Regions from separate parts of the Homo sapiens genome. Here region 2 is linked to region 1. Evidence: chromatin loops called from intact Hi-C (ENCODE). Cell type or tissue: mammary epithelial cell. All regions are shown on one strand. Links, peaks and the distances in the headings refer to the core of each region. The heading gives the core; the rest is flanking DNA. Region 1 overlaps PDZRN3 (PDZ domain containing ring finger 3). Region 2 overlaps LOC107986098 (a long non-coding RNA gene).

What was found. Peaks named below come from ENCODE experiments on the same cell type or tissue, not always from the same donor. Only the 100,000 strongest peaks of a DNase experiment are listed, where the experiment ranks them.
Region 2: a loop joins it to region 1, with 15 times the contacts of the local background. A loop is called at or near these places in 8 of 110 quality-filtered maps.

What each region holds. Positions count from the first base shown.
Region 1 is chr3:73,425,875-73,437,400 of GRCh38, forward strand. All of the region lies in intron 3 of PDZRN3 (PDZ domain containing ring finger 3), which reads right to left. Among named protein-coding and RNA genes, the nearest start is that of PDZRN3-AS1, 190 kb to the right of the region's middle. In mammary epithelial cell, for the core only: a CTCF peak has its summit at 6,748 (motif pointing left); no DNase peak of the experiment used is centred there.
Region 2 is chr3:73,186,572-73,198,097 of GRCh38, forward strand. The region is part of intron 2 of LOC107986098 (a long non-coding RNA gene); the gene reads left to right. Among named protein-coding and RNA genes, the nearest start is that of EBLN2, 130 kb to the left of the region's middle. RefSeq lists an enhancer at 5,507-5,801. In mammary epithelial cell, for the core only: a CTCF peak has its summit at 5,614; no DNase peak of the experiment used is centred there.

The sequences.
Region 1 (11,526 bases), core at 2,402-10,401:
TGATAGCTATACAGCTCTCATCAGAAAGAGGCCCCTGCTCAAACTTATTTCCACAAGAATTCTGCCAATTCAGATTCATTTGGGTAATAAGGTCCTTCTTAAAAATACATTCTCTTCCGGCAGGAGAATTCTACCCATCATCATTCACATTATTGGAAATTAATCAGGTTACTTTCTTATTTACTACTGGGAAGGGAGTATTTGTAGGAGCAGGGGGTGTCTTGTTTAGGAGGATATAGGATAATGCTGGAGCCTGGAGTGATTCAGAGAAAGAATATGGTGAGATATATATATACACACATGCATATGTATACATTATGTATATAATGTATACATAATATTTATCATGTATATACAGCAACTTCCAGAGACTCTTCCATAGTCAGAAACACTGTCCTTATTTCCTACTGCCACTCAAATCAAGACCAGTGTGCAACACAAACTGAATACTGGTGCCAATGATATTCTTTCACTTCTGCACTATTTCAGCTTATTCTTTATCACAAGCTGATGAATATCAGATGTATCTGAAAATTTTATATATTCTCTCTCCTTTACAGACAAAATTCAATAACCTTCAATTTTCTACTTGTAAACTAGATATTACAGAACTATTTGCTTGAAAAAAGTTCTCAAACAAAACAATTTATTTTTGGTATTAACCAACAGATGGCTAAATTTTTGATCCACATCTAAGTGTCTGAGATGTGACTTCTTTGCTGCCTACTCATCCGACAAAGACTCAAGAAAATCTGTCAGAAGGCTTAGGTCACCTAGCAGTCCTCCCTCTTCCAGCATTTTTGATTTAATACAGAACATAGGCTCCTAAACGTGAACTTGCGCCAAACCCACCTGGAGCCCTTGTGAAACAAATTGCTGGGCCCCACCCCAGCGTTTCTGATTCAGTAGCTCTGGGGCGGGGCCTGAGAAAGTGCATTTCTAACAAACACGTTCCCAGATGCTGTTGCTGGGCCAGGACCCTACTCTGAGAACTAATGACTTAAAAGAAACTTCCAGAGACTCTTCCACAGTCAAAAGCTGTCCTTGCTTCCTACTGCCACTCAAATCAAGACCAGCATGCAGCACAACTGAACATTAGTGCCAATAATATTCTTTCACTTCCGCATAATTTTGGCATATTCTTTATCACAAGCTGATGAATATCATCAAATGTATTTGGAAAAAAAAATTATCCCATGAGGCAGGCAATTAGTAGATGGAAAAGGGATCCTTTCCCTGAAGTTCACCAATGAATACACAACTCAAAATGCCCTTGATGAACAAGTAGGCAAACAGGTCACTCTAGGCAGGACACATTCATTCCTGACATTTCTCAGGGCAGCACCAGCTGTTCCGCAGCACAGCTCGACTACATTTTACCAACGTTATGACGCCTGTCACATAAATGACAGTGGCACTGCCAGAAACTGGCTTTGTGGGCTTCAGAGAGTGAAGGCTGTTCCCTGCTTAATTCCACACTGGTCGGAGAATGCAGGATTAGTGGGGCTCTGCTGTGCCTTCACCCCGAACTGTTGACGGTATTCTTTTGTGCATTACCCACCCCCCCACCACCGCCCACATTTAACCATGACCTCTTCCTGCATTATTAATGAACACAAGAGAACTCATTTATTAAAGCTGGATTTTTTCACTATTCCATATGTTTCCTTCTGCATGCCATGGCAGGTGGGTGACAGGAACACAGAGAGAGGGGCTGTCTTCTCCCTTGTGACCCCGTACCATCTGCCTCATGGCAACGTGCAGCTGTATCTGTGGAAACCATTAGAGACCAGGGATATGGACTCATTTGTCACGGTAAAACCCTTCCCAAACCAAAGTGGGATCCACTTGATACATTTCTCACTCAGAAGTTAATCTGGTAAACACATCCTGAACAGTTACTAGTTATGTGCCAGGACCTGGGGTTTCACAGAGAACGATGCAAAGTCCCTACCTTCATGGGGCTGACATTTGTCCAGGAGGTTGGGGTTGAAAACAGGTGATAAGCAAGCCAACAAAATACAGGAGCGGTGCACAGAGAGGTTAGAGTGGGTCGGGGGATTTTCTTAGGTCAGGTCAGGCCTCCAGGGAGAGGGACATTTAAGCTGAGCTCAAAGATGAATTGGTGAACTAACTTACAGGCAGAAAGGAACAGCCAGCTGCAAAGTCTTGAGAAGGAAGGAATAAGGTGGGTTCTGGGTCTTGAAAGGAGGCCTGCAGGACCAGGGCAGATGAGCAGGGCAGGAGGTTTATGGGAGAGGTCAGAAGAGGCTGGATCTCACAGGGCTCTGTGAGCCACAGTTAATTCACTGAATTCCAAGGGCACTGGGGAGCCAGTGAGCAAGTGGGTGAGCACCTCGGTTCTCAGCACTTGGTGGGTCGGGTGAACGTGTTGGCTGAATGAATGAAAAATGAATGTCTTGTGTCCCCTCTGTTCCACATCCTCACCTCCTTGGTCCAAACCATGGTCATTTCATTCAACACCTAGTTCTCTTTCTAAATTCCTGATTTGTATTCTTCTTTTCTTGCTCCTCACTCTTCCTAACAAACACTACAAAATCCAACTTATTCAACCAACCATGTGCTGAGAGTAACAGTGGTGATGAGACTTCCTAGTTTACAGTGTAACATGGGAGGCCAAATTAACATATATATGGAAACAAGGTGGAAGGAAGTGCAGGGCACCTTGGAATACTTCAGAAGGACACCTAAGCTAGGACGGTGGGTATCAAGCCCTAGTCCTAAGGGAAAGGAAGGAAAACTCCTTTATGGTCCTCTAAAGCTTTGTGTCTTAAGAGGAGACAAACTGAAAGAAGAGAGGTAATCTCTGGTCCCACCCTAGGTCGTTTCTTTTCAGAATCAACATAAAAGTGGTTTATAATCCATTGTTAATTAACAAGAAAACAACAGTTAGTGACAAATAACGGCCATGTATTAAAAAGTGACTTTCTCAGCCATATGCTGGCTCCATATTCAATAAAGGGCCCTGTTTGTCAAGGTGGGAGGAGAAGATGGGCTTGTTTTTTTTTTCCCCCAGAGAAGGGGTCTTGCTCTGTCACTGTCACCCAGGCTGGAATGCAGTGGCACCAGCATAGTTCACTACAGCCTCCAACTCCTAAGCTCAAGTGATCCTCTCACCTCAGCCTCCTGAGTAGCTGGGACTACAGGCATGCACCATCATGCCTGGCTAAGTTAAATTTCTTTCTTTTTTTCTTTTGTAGCGATGGGATCTCATCAAGTTGCCCTGGCCATTCCTGAACTCCTGGGCTCGAGCAATCCTCCCACCTCAGCCTCCCAAAGTGCTGGGATTATAGGGCATGAGCTTCCATGCCTGGCCAAGATGAGCTTTCTTTTTCCATACCTACTTTGCCTAAATGAATTCAGAATGTAAAGCTGCTTCTAAAACAAAGCTTTTAGAATTAATAGGCTGTTTAAGCAAACACACTCCTACTTGCAGGAAAATTTTGCCAGGTTCAAAACTGCTGTGTGGAGGTCAAGTTTATGTTCATCCAATTAACCGTCATTAATTGGGTCCATACTTAATCGAACCGTGACCCATCTGACTCTCAGCTGATGCAGAGTCTCTTTGCTCTACAGCAGTAAACTCATCTGAGTACTGCATCTAGCTAATATGCAAGCAGGATTGTGCAAAGTCAAGTTTCCAGACTTCTCCATAAACTTGATTCTGATTAGTATTTACTTTGGAAATCTGTGTTTTTCTATCCAACTGGCTATGAGATTGATGTATAAAGGGTCACAAATCTGTATCAGATCTATAGTTTTCTGGCAGGTCACAGTTAGTGGTAAAGTTTTTGCTTCTCAAAGCTAACAACTTCAAGTGCCATAAGAGGCACAAATTAATCTTATGTGATGTTTCCTGTTATTACTGAGAGGCAAAAGGACATCAGCGTTCTCAAATCATTCATTCTTCAGGTTGCCTGATAAGCCAGTGGGAACTCTGTGTTACTCCGGAGCTCATTTTTCTCTGCACATCACCCTTTCCAGGTATGAAGGACCAGCAACCCCGTAGGAACCTTTCTCAGGAGGTACCACGTAGCACCTGGGCCTGTCTGAGACACCAAGGTCTTTATGTTAGCCCCACAAAGGCAAGCATGATTTTTGGAAACTGACCCGCAGGTTCCCTATAAAGTTGATCATCATTCATTCATTGACAATGCTGGAAAATGATTTATACAAGAAAAGAATTCACAGATGTGGGAATTATAGTGCAGATCTGACTCCCAGTCCCACTATAATTCCTTTGTATGTCAGTTTCTTCTCTTTGAAATAGGGATGACAGTATCACCTATCTCTTCATGCTTGTGTACAGATCTGATGGGAAAGTGCACAGCTGACACTCAGCATTGTGCCGGCACATAGTAAGTGCACAATAAATAATGCTGTGGCTGTCAGTAATGAATAGTCCTGTGACTATAGATAAGTTTTCCTTATCCTGAAAATGTGCATGCAGACTTTAGGACAATGTGCTACTCATAATTTCTAGTTTGAAGCTTAACTCCCAATCAGAATTATTTCCTTGTTGCCTCATCAAATTAGAAAAGGTCACCATTTTACAAAAAGTCTCTGGTCGATGTTAGAAGAGGTGGAGGGAGTAAATGATACTGGCTGGGGTGGCACTCTGTTCCCCTCTTCCTGGCCTCCATTGGAAGACCCTCCTCAAAGCATCCACAGACTGGCTGTCCCCTTGACTTGACAGTACATGGCTACAAACAAGGCTGGTGCTTAGCCTGTGCTGGAGTCACTGGCATCAAACCCACAGAGCCACAGACTTTCCCATCCTTACACCCCCAACTCCCACTCCCTGGCCCCAACACCTGGTAACCACCCTTAGCTGGATTCCAGCCACAGCCCAAGAGCTGTGAGGCTCCCTATCCCATTACTCCCAGAACATGAGATCTCCTGTGCCAATTAATTTATCCAAGTAGGAGACTGTACTCCTTGACAACCTTAAAGCATCTTCCTTACTTCCCTGTCCTTTCACCTTAATAGTGCTTCTGAGTACTCAAAGGTACTCAAGACAGGCTAAAGTTTTCCAAATCATGAAGCAACTGTTAAATTTCAAATTTCTGGTAGGCAGAGGCCCTGTCTTGACGTTTCACACTGCCCTGCAACCCCCACCACCTGGACACCACAGTTATCATAAAAGCATAAAGAACTGCTATACTTGTCTGACCTGACCTTACGACCCCAGGTAGGCAGGAGGCTTCCTCCCTATAGAAGTGTTTGAGTGTCCCTAAATGTCTTGGTGCATCTTTTAATGCATGGCCCCAATCACTGATGCGTCTGCACTCTTTGCAATGCCCTTTAATGACCAGGCAACTTTATGTGGTGGTGTTGTTTTTCTAATGTGATTAAAGGTACAATGAGGTATGTGTGCAACAAGAGGCAAAGCCATTGTTCTGCATCATTAAGCTCACAGCAGCCCCCAAAAAGAAACTGTAGGCAGCTTGCCAATGGCCCTAATGAAGAGCATCTCTTTGAATTATCTCTGGATGAGGAAAGGATAAAGTCTGAGCCCTGGAATATTTGATCCTCTTTGTGCTGCTGTTACGAGGGCTTACTGAAGCCAGACGCACCGGACCTTCTGGAACTGTAATTTATGGAAACCTTAATTTCTCTGCCCTAATAAGGCTTTGCATAATAAGAGCGAGAATGCAATTATTAATTCCTGCAAGTGTTTTGTGAATTCCTTTATGCTACGGTTCAGGACTCCCAAAGAATAGGAGCAGGGGGGATTTTACTTAGTTGGCACAAGGGTAATGGGTCTGAAAAGTAGTTTGAGTTTCTTGAAAATAAATCTGCATGGCTTCCTAAATTGCTGACCAAGTATATTCCAGATGGAAGTCATTTATCAGCAATTTACTGAGCAATGCTTCAGCCAGAAGTATTTCCACATAAATTCACCTAGTAAAAAACAAACAACAGAATCCAGGCTCCCTCTTTTGGGGGCAGTCGTGTGTGTGTGTTTGGGGGTGGGGCTGGGGGGACTGAGCACAAATGATACAGAAGAATAAAAGACAGGTTCACTTAGATTTGCCAGAGATGTAGTAGAGTTACTTTTTGGAGGGTGCCAGTGTAATTAATACATCCACAACTGTGACTGCTGAATGATATTTTATGTGCATTGATGGTAAAAAGCAAAACATTTTTAAAAGGCAAATTTTAAAAACTACCTTTTGACTTACTATGTTGAGCTATTTCAAATATAGCGTCAAAAGTCTGTAACAGAACCACCTTGCCCAAATGGCAGCGTCTGCTGTTCCACTTGTTTCCTGCCTGCGTGCTGGACTCACTGAGAACTCCCCAGCTCACTGAGTGGGATAACTTGGCAAACTGAGGACTACACCTCACCACATGATCACACAAGGGATGGGGGCCAGATCGCCAGTGGTGAAAGCGCTTTTGCCCGAGATCTCCAACATGTCTCCCAAATGCTTTGAAAAGGACTTAAGTCCAGTGAAGTCCTGAGTGTGAAGTCACAGGTCGGAAATGTATTTATTCACAAGACTTATTTAAGATGCTTGTTTTTTGTAAGATATGTACCCCTTGCCTAAGGAGAGTAGCAAGCCTCAAAAGGTTTGTTTTGACCCTCTCTCTGTCTCAGTGGGGAAGGCAGACAGACAGAGAGATACTTTTTGTTCACCCAGGGTCATTTTATCTTTAGGTTTTGTCCAGAGAGGCAGCCAACCCACCTTTTGCCGCGTCTCCCTGTGTCTCTTTAAGCATATCACCCCCTGGTGGCCTAAGCAAAAAATGACACTCAAATCAAATTCTTTTTTAAAAACTCTGGCTCTTTAAAAAATATATTAATATGCCATTGATTGTTATAAATCAAGAAACACACACCCTTTGTTTCTCACTTGCTGTAACAACCTTCTTTTAAAGTGCTTATCTAAAAAGAAAACCTTAGCTGGATTATTTTTTTTTTATTACTGCCAAGACACATTTGAAGAATGATTTTAGGAGAAAATCCTTACCTGCCAAGGTAGGTTACCAACAGCAGTATTAAACCTCCTAGTTAAGAGTAGGACTTGAATATTTAAAAATAAAACATTTGACAAAGATGTAAGATAAATTATCTGGGTTGTATCGTAAATATCCCATTTCATCTCAACTGAAATTTTCATGTTGCTCACAATGACTCAGAAGATACAAGTCATCTGATGTGAATGACAGCACCCAAGATCAAGTCACTTGCTTTTGAAGTTCTTAAAAATTTCACAGACAGAGGTACAGAAATGGCAAGTGAGAAGTACCAATTTGAACCATATGTCCCACTACAAGAATTGCTAAAAGAACCAAGTCAGCAGAGGGCTTGGGCTGTACTGAAAGGAGCGCCTTATAACTATTTGTAAACACAGACAAAACCTTGCTAGCATTAATCATCATCCATGTCTTCTCTAACTTGTTCAAAGGGTGCATGACCACTCTTTGACCCTTTGAGTTCGACACTCTGGAGAGAGGTCAGTTGTGAAGGAGCCTTGTGACAAGACTGCTTGAAACACATTTTATGACCATCAACATCTATTTATATTTTCAAATGCAGGCACCAAAGTGCCACTGGATGGAAAATTTTATAACAGACTTAAGAGAAAATACACAAAAAAGTCAGAAAGGCTGCGTCTTTCAGAACACAAAATATGCACAAAAACACACATAAAAATCCCCACTACCTTTCCTAGAAGTTACACTTGGCCAGGTGGGTGCCTATGCACTTCTATGGAATAAAATGCAGGGTGTTACCTGACAAACTTCATAGAGTAATTTGTACTGCTCCTCTTGCTTCTGCAGGCTGCACAGACTGCATCCCATGTTTAGAAAAACGTCAAAGGAAGGCTTCCGTTCTCGCCAGCACCCGGGAAAAGCAGCTCCCTTACAGTGCAGGCATTGAAGGTATCCTTGGAGAGCCTCAGGTGAGTCAAGCGACTGCAACGCTTCACATTGGCGCTGCTCTCAGAGGCTAGACAACAACTCTCTCCCCCCTTCCACGCTTCCCTTCCTCCCCTCGCAGCATGCATGCATGCACGCGCGTGCACACACACACACATACACACAGACATACACGCACACCACTCCCTCCTCTGAGTGACTCTGGCAGCTGGATTGTGGTCCAATGCACACGCTATATATACTGCTGCTCATGCATATTAATCAGCTCTCATTGACTATTCATAACAGACAATGATACAGAAGCTATAATTGCCAACTATGACAGTTGAAATTTCTCTAATTAACAAGCAAGTGCTCCAGTGGTAGGGAATAATAAAAGACACTAACAATTTTGCAAGCTATTTTCTGGCAGTTACAAATAAACATGACTGCATTTTTAGCAAGGTCTCTTAGGATAATCCCTAATGTGTTTCGGCTAGGTAGAAATTCATTTTTAAATATATCATAAAATTTCTGATGATATAAAATGTATTTAATGCTGCAGATAATGATGGCATATAAACGGACTTTATGGAAAGGACATGTTTTGAATAATGTTCATATAATATTTAGTGCTTTACAAAGTTGCAGGGAAAATACTCCACATATGAATAAAATATAAAAATTTAAATTGCAGGATATATCCATGAGTATGCAAAGTAGCTAGGGGTTATAAGGAGAGAGGCTGCCCTACAGGTGAGAAAGCAGATAATCATTCCCCAAATGCATTTTCAATTCCAAAAGCAGAAAGTTATTTGTTGAAGGGCTGCCCAACTAACTGGAAGGAAGAGAAGCAGTCAGCTTCATGCCATCCCCTCAGCCATATAGATGCTGCAGATATTTCAGAGATGATATGGCTGGGCTGACTGTCACTGGTTACTACGGATCTGTATCTGATGTTCCATACCTGCCTAGACCTCTGAAGCTGTGCCCCAAGTTGTGTGTGAAGAAAGCAGAGAGCTGCCAGATTCTACTTGGGAGGTGACAACAGACAACATTTAAGAATTTTGGTTCTTGCTGCCTTGCTTCTCTCCTCCTTCAGCCTCTGTCCTGCTGAGTAAGCCTGACACCTTTTCTAAAAACTTTGTTTTTAAATAAATGATTGCCCCATTGCCTGAACGAAATGCACAGGTACCTTTTTCTCAACGAAAATGGTCGATGTTTAAAATTCTCACAATTGCTTCCAGAGCCTTCACCATTTTACAAAGGTTTCATTTTACAAAGGTTTAACTGTCTCCGGGGAGGACTCCCACGTCCCTTGCTGAGACGTGCCATGGGGCCTGAAGAATAATGCTCCCTTTCTCAGGGAGCCGAGACACACCTGAGACGTGAATAAACCAGTCCCAATAAAATCCCACTTGGGCTGATGGCCAGCAGATGCCTCTGGACCCATTTCTCAGACACCGAAGACGAGGCACAGTGACTTGGCTTACACCAGCTAACAGCCCTGACTTGCTGGAGGGTGAGGAGCCTTCCTTCCAGGCCCTCACCTGGTGTCACTGCCTGGACTGGAGCAGTAAACTGGAACGTGCCACCAGGGAAAGGAAGCCACAGATGGGGCGGGGCAGCTGCAGTAATTGCTGACTTGTTTTGATGCTGCGCAGGGCCCTATTAACCCATGAGTACGTTATTGGCCCTCTGGTCTCTTAATCTCTAAATAATAGGTATGATGCTAATTACCTTGCAGAGTTTTGTTGCAATGATTTGAGAAAACAAAAGCAGCTCTAATAAAAAACAGAGGTCATATTTCTTCACTCTCCTTGCCTCATCCCCACCCTTGGTCCATCAGTGAGTCTGGTCTGTTCGACCCCAAATTAGATCTCAAACCTGTCCATTCTGCCTATTGCCCTTGCACACCATGGATTCTCACTTGATGATGCCCAGAGCCTCCTGGGTGCTCTCTGCCTCCTCTCCTGCCTACTCACCAGTTGCTTCTCTACCCTAGTTCATTCCCTACACAGTTGCCAGGCTGGTCTTTACAAAGCAGAAAGGGATGACTCCACCGTTTGCTGAAAAGCCCTCAGATCACTTCCCATCACTCTTGGATTGAAACCCAAATTCTTCACCAGCGCCTATAGTGCTCTGTAAAATCTCACCTTTGTCCATCAATGTCTCATACCCATCATTGCTCACCCACTCTGGTGGTCACCACACTGCCAGCAAGCCATGCCCTTCTGCAGGGCCTCTGCAGGTCTCTCTGCTGGAACCGCTCTTCCCTTTCTCCTTCCTTCCAACCCCCATCCCCATCTCCGCTCAAATGAAGCCTCCTTAGAAAAGCCTTTGCCAGGTATCTTGTATGAATTTACTTTCAGATCTTCCAAAGTACTGTGTCGTATCACCCCGTTCATTTCCTTTGCATCGCTTTCCAAAATCAGTAATGATTCTGTTCACTTAACGCTTATGTGTTTGCTGACTGTTTCCTTGTGCAAGCCTTTTGGCTTCCTGAGGACAGGGACTGGGTCTGAATTTCTACCAGCCCAGGCCCCGTGAAGGTGCTCAGGAAAACATACTCACTGCATGAAGAGATGAAGGATGACCTGTGCGGTCTCACAGACCCACCAGTCACAGCACAATTGGCAAGTACCAGCAGGGAGAGGAAAACAAAGTGTGCTTGGGTGTCCCCACAAAAAAAGGCTTGCAATCACGGTTGGCTCTCCTCCCCCAAAGTTGAGGGCCTTTAAGTTATGTTTTTCATAAGATTCTGTGGTTTCAAAGTAGTCCTTCACCTTTTTCCTGCACATCCACAAATCAAAGTCGAAATGGGCCTAAGCTACATGATTAGGGAAATTTTACACATCCTTTTTACTCTTTGTTAGAAAGTTTCCCAATCTCAATAACAAGCTGGGACAGTTTTACTGCATATGGCACTGTATTTCCGAGCAGTGGTTCTCTAACATTTTGGCCTTAGGAACTCTTTCACTCTTAAAAATTACTGAGAACCGGCCGGGTGCAGTGGCTCATGCCTGTAATCCCAGCACTTTGGGAGGCTGAGGTGGGCGGATCATGAGGTCAGGAGATGGAGACCATCCTGGCCAACATGGTGAAACCCTGTCTCTACTAAAATACAAAAAATTAGCCAGGTGTGGTGGCACACACCTGTAGTCCCAGGTACTTGGGAGGCTGAGGCAGGGTAATTGCTTGAACCCGGGAGGTGGAGGTTGCAGTTAGCCAAGATGGTGCCCACTGCACTCCAGCCTGGCGACAGAGAAAGACTCTGTCTCAAAAAAAAAAAAAAAAAAAATTACTGAGAACCTCAAGGACTGTTGTTTATATGGGTTATATTAAGCAATATTTATCATATTAGAAATAATCAGAAATTTTAAATTTATTCATTAATTCATTTTAAAATAGCAATAACAAACCCATTACATAATAATATAAATAACATTTTTATGAAATGACTATATTTTCCAAAACAGAAGTTTTTGAGAAGGAAAGCATAGTTTTACATCTTCCAAAAGCTCTTTAAGGGCTAGTGTAATTGAAGATAGCTAGATTTTCACATTTTCTTCTGAATTCAAATGCTTGTGATATGTCATGTAACCGCTAGAAAACTCCACTGTACTACATGCTCAT
Region 2 (11,526 bases), core at 2,306-10,305, 240 kb before region 1:
TTGTTTCCTACTTTGTAAGAAAATATAGTTACATGCTTTGAAACTGCTCAGGATACCCACAACAACTTTCAAAATAGTCTCATAGCAATTTTTTGTTGCTTTTTTTTTGGGGGGGGGGCCCTTCATTTTAATTTGGTTTTTATTTTTAAATAAATATTTAGCTACCATGATTTTGATGAAAAGCTCTTTACTGGCTTAATGAAGGATTTTTATGGATCTATATAACATCAGTGTCTTAATTACTACAAATGGATAATAAACCCTTTCTCATATATGAGAATGGGAAACACACAGAGTGAGCACCATTAGGAACAATTGGATTTTCACTTGATAATTCAGTTAAAAAAAAAAAAAGTAAATACTGCAAATAACAGCCCAAGGGGGAGTCTCTGCAGCTCCACCAGAAACCATAGAGCATAACTAATTCTTACAGAGATTTTCTCCGTGTTTTTCAGGCTGTGTCAAAAGCAAAATATACATTCATGCAGGGAATGAAATAGTTGTTCATTTGGTGGGTGCTAATTAATTTCTCTCTGTTCACTGGAGACATTTAATTCCTCATCATAAAAGGTTCTTGAATTTAGGAAGATACCCAGAGAGGAATATATGGCTCAAGGCAAGTAGCTACAGTATACCAGGAGTATTGAAGATTCTTAAGATGTGTGTATGGCTTTAGGGAATTCACTTGGTTTTAGAAACTCACTTCTTGCTCATTTATACTGGCCTATGTCTGATTAGCAAAAGGCCAATCAGAAAATAGTCTCGGAAAGATAGTGGTTTCACTACTTCACATAAGAAAATGAAGAGCTGTTTGGTAGATCTCGAATGAGTTACCGAAATATCTCACTCTTAATAATTTCCTAAGCAGAGATTTTCAAACTAGAACGTGCCAAAAACGTCCTGAAAATGAGGTAAAATGCAGATTTGGGGGCTTTGCTCTGTGATAGTGATTCAGCAGTTTTGGGTAGAGTCCAGGGATCTTTGATAACTACCACACACAAGGAAACACATTTTGAAAACACTGGTTTCTTTTGGTAGATTAAATGTTCCCCTTGGCATTGCCCCTCTTCTTTTTCTTTTATTGTTTTTCTACTATGTAAAAGTATTTAATTTTTCCCACCCCCTAATCAGGTGGGCCCAAATTTGAAATATTAAAGTCTGCTTATATGTAGAAGCATGTTTTTCCCTCTTCTTGGCCATCCAGTGTGTTCAGAGTCTTTATATTATAGTATCCCAGAGATCATTCTAGAAATGGAATGACAACTGTTTGCAAAACGTGACTCATACATTGAGTACCTAACTGTATCTCTACCTTTTTCATAGCTCTGGCTTGAATTGAGGTAGGGGGCCTAAAGACTCTAGGGCCTAGATTTGAAGAAAGATTGTGTTCCCAGCTCCAAAAACATAATTTGTAGGCTGCTTCTTGTAAGATTTGGGGCCTGTGTTTACAATGATATTTGATTAAAGATAAAGTTTAACGATTTATTTGGGACTTAGCATCTATTTCCAATAGCATAAAGCATTTCCTTTGCCCTGTACTTTGCTCCCCTCTGTACCCTACCCCCATTTAAAAATTCTCAATGTTCTATAGTGCCTCATTTATTTTCAAACAAGCTGATTGCAAAACCAGAACATTTTTTTTTCTACTTCAATTCCAGAATCTATGAAGTTGTCCTATTTTTCCCACCATATCTAACCCAAGGGGACCACTGATGTCATACATAATTCCTATATTGAACTTATGAGGTCAAAAATTAAGGTTTCCATTTTGATTCAAAAAGTAACGCAGTTTTAATTCTTAAAAGATTAAGAAAATACAAAGGAGAAAATGAACATTGCTCAGTTCTACTTCCCTCAGATAATTCAGTTAATATTTTGGCATAGTTGACTCTTAATCTTCCAAACTTAGATTTTATTCAAGAGCTTGCATTTTACAGCACTCCCTGTTAGAACGTTTTTGACAACATCTGATCTATATAGCCACACTTTGCCTTTCTTTTGGAGTACCTCTTAAGAGGAGAAAGAACTGTGGAGTTCTTAGAGATGCGTCCAAGGCCTTATAACAATTCTGTTGCTGACTCCTTTCCTACTTGGTTCTCTCTCCCCACCCTCTTGGAAGTTTTATGAGATCCAATTTGGGACTAGTATAATAAATCATCTCCTCACCCTCCTCTCTCTCCCTCTCTCTTCCCTCCCCCTTTTTTCTTCTCTTTCCTCCCCCTTCTCCTCTTTCCTCTTTTTCCTTCTCCCCCTCCTTCTTCCTCCTCCTCCCCCTCTCCCTCTCCTCTTCTTTTTCCTCCTCTTTCCTCCTCCTTCTCCTGCTTCTTCTCCCCCACCACATCTTTTCTCAGCTGGCCCTGTCTGGATGAAAGCAAACCTTCCCAAGGGACTCTCATCCATCCATACCCATGTGACACACTAGTGATGTGGATTTTTCTCTCTGTTGTGACTGCTGTAATTTGATATTTGCCATGCCAATAGCCACCACATGCTTTCTTTTAGTTAATGACATTTATTTGACATCCTCTGTCACATGAGTAATCTTTAACCTATGCAGTCCATCTGTCTTCTTTTGGTGGCAATTTTTGTTCAAATAATAGCAGTGGCGTATATCCACCACTTTTTGAACACTTCCAGCGTGCCAGGTGCTGGGGTGAATAAATATATTTACTCACATAATCCTTGCATCTCTTTTTGAGGTCAATGGGGGCATCATGATTTGACAAGTGAGACGCTGAGGCTCAGAGGGTTAAGGAATTTGCCTTAGTGTGGCGGAGCTGGGATTCCACCCCTGGTCGCCTGGATGCTAAAGTCAGTGAATTAACAAAATGTCCTCCCCAAAATTGAAGGAGCTTTAGAAAATGGCATTAAGATGTCTGCTGGTTGAGTGACCTCATAGAACAGAAGAGGTTTATTCTGCCAGGAGCGTCAGTGCAATGAAAAGACTCCCATGGAATCTCAAGAGGTCCAAGTTCTAATGCAGTTATTCTCAAGGTCCTACCAACCCAGTCTCTCATGCTCAAGGCATCCCAGACTTTAGGTCCATCCCGGAGGCTTTGTCTATGTTCAGTGATGCCTAGGGCTCTAGTTTGACATCTTGAACAAAGCTCTTGGAGGACTCAGACAGTGAAGAACTTCTTGTTACAACCACAAGAAGTCTTACTTAGGAACTGTTGTCTGACTGAGCCAGGAAGCAGACAAGACGGTGTAGGTTGTGGAAATACTCCATTTGTTTGGGGTGAGACTGGTCATGGGATGAGAGCTGGTGAAATGGGACCTGCTGTATTTCTTATATAGAAAGAGGATAAATCTTCAGGCAAAGGGAAGGTGGAAATCTGGCTTGGAGTCTGGGAAGCCCATCCTAGAAGAGAGTAGGTGGACACCCTAGTGTAATGGCATCCCAGTGTAAGCTCCACTAAGTGACCCTCGAAACCTGTCAGACCCTGGCCGGGCACGATGGCTCATGCCTGTAATCCCAGCACTTTGGGAGGCAGTGGAGGGGGTGGATCACGAGGTCAGGAGTTCAAGACCAGCCTGGCCAAGGTGGTGAAACCCCATCTCTACTAAAAAAATACGAAAAATTAGCTGGGCTTGGTGGTGGTTGCCTGTAATCCCAGCAATTCAGGAGGCTGAGGCAGGAGAATTGCTTGAACCCGGGAGGCGGAGGTTTCAGTGAGTTGAGATTGCGCCACTGCACTCTAGCCTGGGTGACAGAGCTAGACTCCGTCTCAAAAAACAAACAAACAAACAAACAAACAAACAAACAGAAAAACCTGTCAGACTCGAATTTTATTTTAGTCAAATTTAGGACAGAATTTCTTAAGGAAAATAAAATCAAGAATTTCAACTCTTGTTTTGGTTGTTTGGAGGCTGACGATGAAGGGGAATAAACAAGATGATTTTCCTCTTCAATAAAGATTTACCTGTAGGAGAGACCTCCTATATTTGACCCCTCCCTTCTTTATATGACAAAATTATTTTCAGGAACAATTATGAAATGAAACAAAGGATAGTAATGGACAAAAAGGACACTCAGTCTATATTTTCTTTTATCAACTTTATGTATGGTCATGCTATTAAAAAATAAATGTTACTGCACCAAAATGGAAAAAAAGTAGTGAACTAAAACTTGATTATATTAATGTGTTTTTTTAAATGGGGAGAATCTTTATACAGATATTCTATTGTAGTAATATAGTTTTTTTTTAAAGCTTCTGCCAGTCTGTCAATTACTTTAATAAAGTGGATCTTCACATATGCAGGTTTAGCAGATGGTAGCCAGTTTTGTCAAGCTATCCTTGCTCATGATTGGTCACACAACAGTTATTAATTTTAATTTTAAAACATTTCTTTCATACACAGCAACAGATATACAAATACTGGGGAAAGTCTTAAATATAAGGCTAAATTTGACAGTGATTCCTAAAAATAGTGTTTCACCGCACGTTCTAGAATTCACAACATTGCCCATATCTTTGTTTATTCAGGATGGATTTTAGGGGGTTTCAAACGTCTTTGCACTTGAAAAAATTTAAACATAAACACTCCAATTGATCACACTAAATGACACAATTGAATGAACTGGAATTCTGTTTGTTGGTTTTAGAACCACTGTGTTGTCTTTGTCTTTATTCTGGAGCTTCTGTGTAAACACAGAAATATGTTGTCCTCTGGGGATTGGAAATAGGAACTGTGACCACAGCAAGCTCAAACTATTTGGAATTTTTTTTTTTTTTTTTTTTTTTGAGACAGAGTCTTGCTGTTTCACCCAGCTGGAATGCAGTGGCGAGATCTTGGCTCATTACAACCTCCACTTCCTAGGTTCAAGCAATTCTCGTGCCTCAGCCTCACAAATAGCTGGAATACAGGTGTGCGCCACCATGCCTGGCTAATTTTTGTATATTTAGTAGAGACTGAGTCTCGCCATATTGGCCAGGCTGGTCTTGAACTCCTGAACTCAATTGATCTGCCCTCCTTGGCCTCCCAAAGTGTTGGGATTACAGCCATGAGCCACTGTACCCAGCCTGGGAACTTACTTTTGATACCAACACGAGCAGTTGAGTCCCTGTGTGTTCAGAGATGACTATAATACATTCTCAGAATTTACTTTCATGTAGAATATGATGTTTATTAAAGGATAAATTGGAAAGCCATGCTAATTTGAAGCTTACATATATGTATTATTGAAACTGAACAGAGTAACCACGATTATTTAGACTTGCACCAATGAAAGTTTTTTGTTGTTTTTGTTTTACGGATAATTTTTTCATTAACATTCTTTAGTTGCCAGTGTATGGTGATTATGAAAAGGAGACCAACTCCTAGGTACTGTAGTTTTATTGTCGTTTTTTATTTCCAGGATCATATACCCTGCCTGGCCCTCAGTAATCTCTATTGAAAGGATTGCTTTGGCTTCAGATGTTTTGAGCTATTTCTAGCCCATTTCAAGACTCTCTTTTCCCACCACTTTTCTCCAATGAGAGGTCCTCAAGAACAGAATCTGGGCCAGGGTTAGGATTCTTTGGAAATGCAGTCTTTTGGAGGATGTAGTCCAGTCTGAGTGTATGAGCCATTGCTCTACCCCCATGAAAATAGGAGCTCTAAGTCGCCCACCAGAGGGGGTGAATTTGTCTCAATCACTGTCATGCTCACTCCCAACCCCCAGGTGTCTCACTGTGGTCAGAATGCCCTATAACTCTAGTATAGAGCAAAGGTAAATTGTCGGTATCAAGATTGGATCTCTTTACCAAGGTGCTTAAATATACCAGCCCTCCCCCTTGCTACCTGAGGCAGAAATAGCGCCAACCCAGCTCTTCGAGCCATGCCAGCAAGTTGTTTCGGTCTTTGCTTTTTTTTTGTTTTTCATCAGCTGTACTTATCCCCCCTCCCCCAGTTGCGATTTTTTTCTAAAATGGCTGCTGAATGGCACCATGTATCAGGAGACAATCTTGATCAGCTAATCCCATTAGGAGATGGCCCCTTTGCTGGACAATCTCATCAGAAATTCCCCTGGAGGAAAAATTAGTATTAAATTTGGTTGAGGGAATCCTAATTACATACAAAGACAGCCCCTATAAAATATGTCCTTTGTGTGATAAGACCGAAAAGACCCAGGCATTCATCCTTATTTTGCTAGTGCTCACTTCTTAGAGATTTTATTTTTACCATAGAAACAATAAATACAGCAAGTGTCTTCCATTTTCAGTGTGGGATAGAATCCTTACTGAAATTAGGAGCATTGGGAGCCTCTGAGACTAATAAGTCTACAGAACATCTGGAAGAGGGGCAAATAAAATGTTTCTTGCAGGATTTTTAGGGAGAAACAAATGGGACTTGGGGAGTAGGAGGTAGGTGACTGCAAGTGCTTTGTTTCACATGAAAGATAAAACATGATTAGGCCAGGAGGTTCCCAAGGAACCCTGAATAATACAAACCAAAGCCTATTAGGCATCACGTACTTCATGTGTGAGGGGTTGTTTGCCAGTCCAGGGCCTATTTGCCTCTGATCCGTTCTTTGTTGCTCTACTACTGTGCTCAAGGAAGAGGGGATTGACCCTCGCAGGCTGTGTTTCTCAGGTTCTTTTATCACCTGTCTGGGTTGGGCCAATGGGATGCAGGGGTAGGAGGTTAGAGGCCAGGGGGCAGGAATAAACAAGGGAATCTTCCCCACTAGCCCTACCTTTCTGCCTTGGGCAGTGTTTCTGGCAGCAGCTCTGTCTCCATTGTATGCCTGAAGGCATGTGATGGTTCTAGCTTATGCTGGTGGCCCCAGGTCCCGGGCTTAGATAAAGCCACCCTGAGTTAGTTCATTTTGTGTTGCTGTAAAAGAACATCTGAGACTGGGTAATTTATAAAGAAAAGAGGTTTATTTGACTCACTGTTCTGCAGGCTGTACAAGAAGCACAGTGCTGGCATCTGCTTCTGGTGAGGGCCTCAGGAAGCTTCCGGTAATGGCAGGAGGTGAAGGGGGAGCTGGTGCATCACACGGTGAGAGGTGGGGCAAGAGAGGGGATATCCCAGGTTCTTTTCTAACAACCAGATCTCATGTGAATTTATTACTATGAGGAGGGCACCAAGCCATTCATGAGGGATCTGCCCCCATGACCCAAACACTTTTCACCAGGCCCCAACTCCAGCATTGGGAATCACATTTCAACAGGAGATTTGGAGATGGCAAACATTCAAACCATATCACACTTCTTCTATTTCTTTTTTAAAAATTTTTTCTTTTTTTTATTATTATACTTTAAGTTCTAGGGTACATATGCACAAGTGCAGGCTCGTTACAGAAGTATACATGTGCCATGCTGGCCCGCTGCACCCATCAACCCATCATTTACATTAGGTGTTTCTCCCAGTGCTATCCCTCCCCCATCCCCCCACCCCACGACAGGCCCCAGTGTGTGATGTTCCCCACCCTGTGACCAAGTGTTCTCATTGTTCAATTCCCACCTACGAGTGAGAACATGTGGTGTTTGGTTTTCTGTCCTTGCAATAGTTTGCTCAGAATGATGGTTTCCAGCTTCATCCATGTTCCTGCAAAGGACATGAACTCATCCTTTTTTATGGCTGCATAGTATTCCATAGCGTATATGTGCCACATTTTCTTAATCCAGTCTATCATTGATGGACATCTGGGTTGGTTCCAAGTCTTTGCTATTGTGAATAGTGCCGAAATAAACATACGTGTGCATGTGTCTTTATAGCAGCATGATTTATGATCCTTTGGGTATATACCCAGTAATGGGATTGCTGGGTCAAATGGTATTTCTAGCTCTAGATCCTTGAGGAATCACCACACTGTCTTTCACAGTGGTTGAACTAGTTTATACTCCCACCAACAGTGTCAAAATGTTCCTATTTCTCCACATCCTCTCCAGCATCTGTTGTTTCCTGACTTTTTAATGATCTTCATTCTAACTGGTGTAAGATGCTATCTCATTGTGGTTTTGATTTGCATGTCTCTGATGGCCAGTGATGATGAGCACTTTTTCACATGTCTGTTGGCTGCATAAATGTCTTCTTTTGAGAAGTGTCTGTTCATATCCTTTGCCCACCTTTTGATAGGGTTGTTTGTTTTTTTCTTGTAAATTTGTTTAAGTTATTTGTAGATTCTGGTTATTAGCCCTTTGTCAGATGGGTAGATTGCAGAAATTTTCTCCCATTCTGTAGGCTGCCTGTTCATTCTGATGGTAGTTTCTTTTGCCGTGCAGAAGCTCTTTAGTTTAATTAGATCCCATTTGTCTGTTTTGGCTTTTGTTGCCATTGCTGTTGGTGTTTTAGTCATGAAGTCCTTGCCCATGCCTATGTCCTGAATGGTATTGCCTAGGTTTTCTTCTAGGATTTTTATGGTTTTAGGTCTAATATTTAAGTTTCTACTCCATCTTGAATTAATTTTTTTTTTTTTTTTTTTTTTTTTTTTTTAGATAGGGTCTCGCTCTGTTGCCCAGGCTGGAGTGCAGTGGTATGATCTTGGCTCACTGCAACCTCTGCCTCCTGGGTCCCAGTGATTCTCCTGCCTCAGCCTCCCAGGTGGCTGGGACTATAGGTGCGTGCCACCATGCCTGGCTAATTTTGTATTTTTAGTAGAGGTGGGGTTTCACCATGTTGGCCAGGCTGGTCTCGAACTTCTGACCTCAGTTGATCCACCTGTCTCGGCCTTCCAAAGTGCTGGGATTACAGGCGTGAGCCACCATGCCAGGCTAGAAAATTAAAAAAAAATTTTTTAACTTTTATTTTAGATACAGAGGGTACGTGTGCTGATTCGTTACATGGGTATATTGTACTCAGGTCACAAGCATAGTACCAAAGAGGTAGTTTTTCAACCCACCCCTCTCTTTCTTCCTCCCCTCCAAGTAGTCCACAGTGTGGACTATTCCCATACAACTAGATTATTTATACTAACTTAGAATTAAGATGGTTGACAAAGAACTGTAGCTAACTTTCTTGGGATTTTAATTATTTTTTAACTTTTAAGTTCAGGGGTACAAGTGCAGGTTTGTGACATAGGTAAACTTGTATCATGGTGCTTGTTGTACAGATTATTTCCTCATTCAGGTATTAAGCCTAGTACCCATTGGTTATTTTTCTTGATTCTCTCCTTCCTCCCACTCCCCACCCTGTGAAAGGCACCAGTGTGTGTTGTTTCCCTCTGTGTGTCCATGCGTTGTCATTGTTTAGCTCCCACCTGTTTCTTTTTCTTTTTTCTTTTTTTTTTGAGACAGAGTCTCACTCTGTCGCCCAGGCTGCAGTGCAGTGGTGTCATCTCGGCTCACTGCAAGCTCTGCCTCCCGGGTTCATGCCATTCTCCTGCCTCAGCCTCCTGAGTAGCTGGGACTATAGGTGCCTGCCACCACGCCTGGCAAGTTTTTTGTGTTTTTAGTAGAGACAGGGTTTCTCCATGTTAGCCAGGATGGTCTTGATCTCCTGACCTCGTGATCTGCCTGCCTTGGCCTCCAAAAGTGCTGGGATTACAGGCATGAGCCACCGCGCCTGGCCCCCCACCTGTTTCTTTAACCTCTAGGCTGTGATGGCGTCCTGCTGTTGCTCATCTCTGGACTGCCTCAGTGGCCCCTGGTGGCCTCTTAACTCTTTCTCCATTGGGTGGCCAATTCCCTGCTTTAAATTTCCTGTTTCAAATATAGAGAAGTTTCTGGTTTTCAGGTAGGATCATGAAGGACACACCCCAGTGAGAACCATACATGAGGCTGCTGTTCAGTTTATTCTTCACTTCTAGGAATGTCTATTCCTCTTCTTCTCATCCTCCTCCTTGGATTCCAGCAAGGACCAGACCTAAATTATTCCAGACTTATGTCTCTGCTCCTCTGTGTGCTATTGATAACAAATATTGTTCATGTTTATAAGGTTAATTGATCGGATGGATTTAGGGGGCTTAGTAAATAAACCGGATACTACAGCTGCAGACTTGGGAGTAGGTAGAAAGCCTGGAAGCCCCCTGGGAATAGGGATGCTCCTGCTACCCCCCACATGGCTGACTCTAACCTCATCTTCCAGCATGGTGACCCCCAAAACTCAGAGTCCCAGCAGAGAGAATCCTAGAGGCTGAGCTTGAGTCACATGGCTCCTCTGTCTGTACCAGTGGACATGGATATGGGAAGAAGGAGCTTTGTGATTCGGATTCCATAATGGGCATGAGTCTCTGTAATAACCATCCCACTAAGACTGCACACGAAGAGGTGATTCCCTGGAGGGAATCAGGCCACTGTTGGGAAGGGGACATGGAAGCTGAGCAGCCACCAGGGGACAAGTACTCACCACATGCTCCATGAAAGATGGCTCCTTGTTAATTATTATTCTGGTCTCTCTGGGTAGGGTCTGAGAGTAACTGCTGTTTATTGACACTTGGCTAAGAGCATCATCTCATTTAAGTTGGTTTATAGATGAACTGACTCATCTGTGGCCCAAGGAGCTGCAATACAAAAGTTCACACAGCTGGAAAAGTAGCACAGCTGGGTTTTATTTTTATTTTTTATTTTTACTTTTGAGATGGAGTCTCACTCTGTCACCCAGGCTGGAGTGCAGTGGTGGAATCTCGGCTCACTGCAACCTCCACCTCCTGGGCTCAAGACAGCTGAGTTTTAATTCAGGTGGGTCGGACCCCAAGGCCTGGGATAGCAACCACTGTGCCATTATGAAGCTGAGGGCTAACCCGATGAAGCTGCCAAAAGAAACCTGCCTTGCTTGCTTTTAATTGCCCACCTCTAGTTGATCTTGAAACCTGTATAGTTAAACATCACGTCGCTAAGCAATCCACTAGCTCCTTAGAGAGAACATCTCTGACAGATAGGTCACCATGGTAACAGCTGCTTAAAGTTGTTTTTTAGGAACTAGGGGACAGCTCTTACCCAGTTCAAACTGGTTGAAACCACAGTCCTTCAACTAGGCCCTGCACAGTTGGCTGCGAGGTGATTTTTTGGCATCAGAAAGCTGAAAACTCCTCCCTAAGATCATGCTAATGCCGCTGTTTTCTGAACATGTGTTCTATGAAGATCCATGAATCTCGACTACCTTGTGCAGGTCACCCAGTATCTCACTCTTTCTTATGCCCAATCATCTTTCCCCACACCTTGGCCTGCCTTGAGCCTCTATCTCATAAATATCCCTAAAACTCCATCTTCAGGGAGGCAGATTTGACACCTGTTTTCCCACGTCCTTTCTTGGCTGCCTCATGAATCAACTCTTTCTTTTTTGTAAAACCTGTTGTCAGCCGGGCATGGTGGCTCATGCCTGTAATATCAGCACTTTGGTAGGTCGAGGTGGGCGGATCACGAGGTCAAGAGATTGAGACCATTCTGGCCAACACGGTGAAACCCTGTCTCTACTAAAAATACAAAAATTAGCTGGGTGTGGTGGCACGTGCCTGCAGTCCCAGCTACTTGGGAGGCTGAGGCAGGAGAATCACTTGAACCCGGGAGGCAGAGGTTGCAGTGAGCCAAGATTGCGCCACTGCACTCCAGCCTGGCGACAGAGCAAGACTCCATCTCAAACAACAATAACAACGACAAA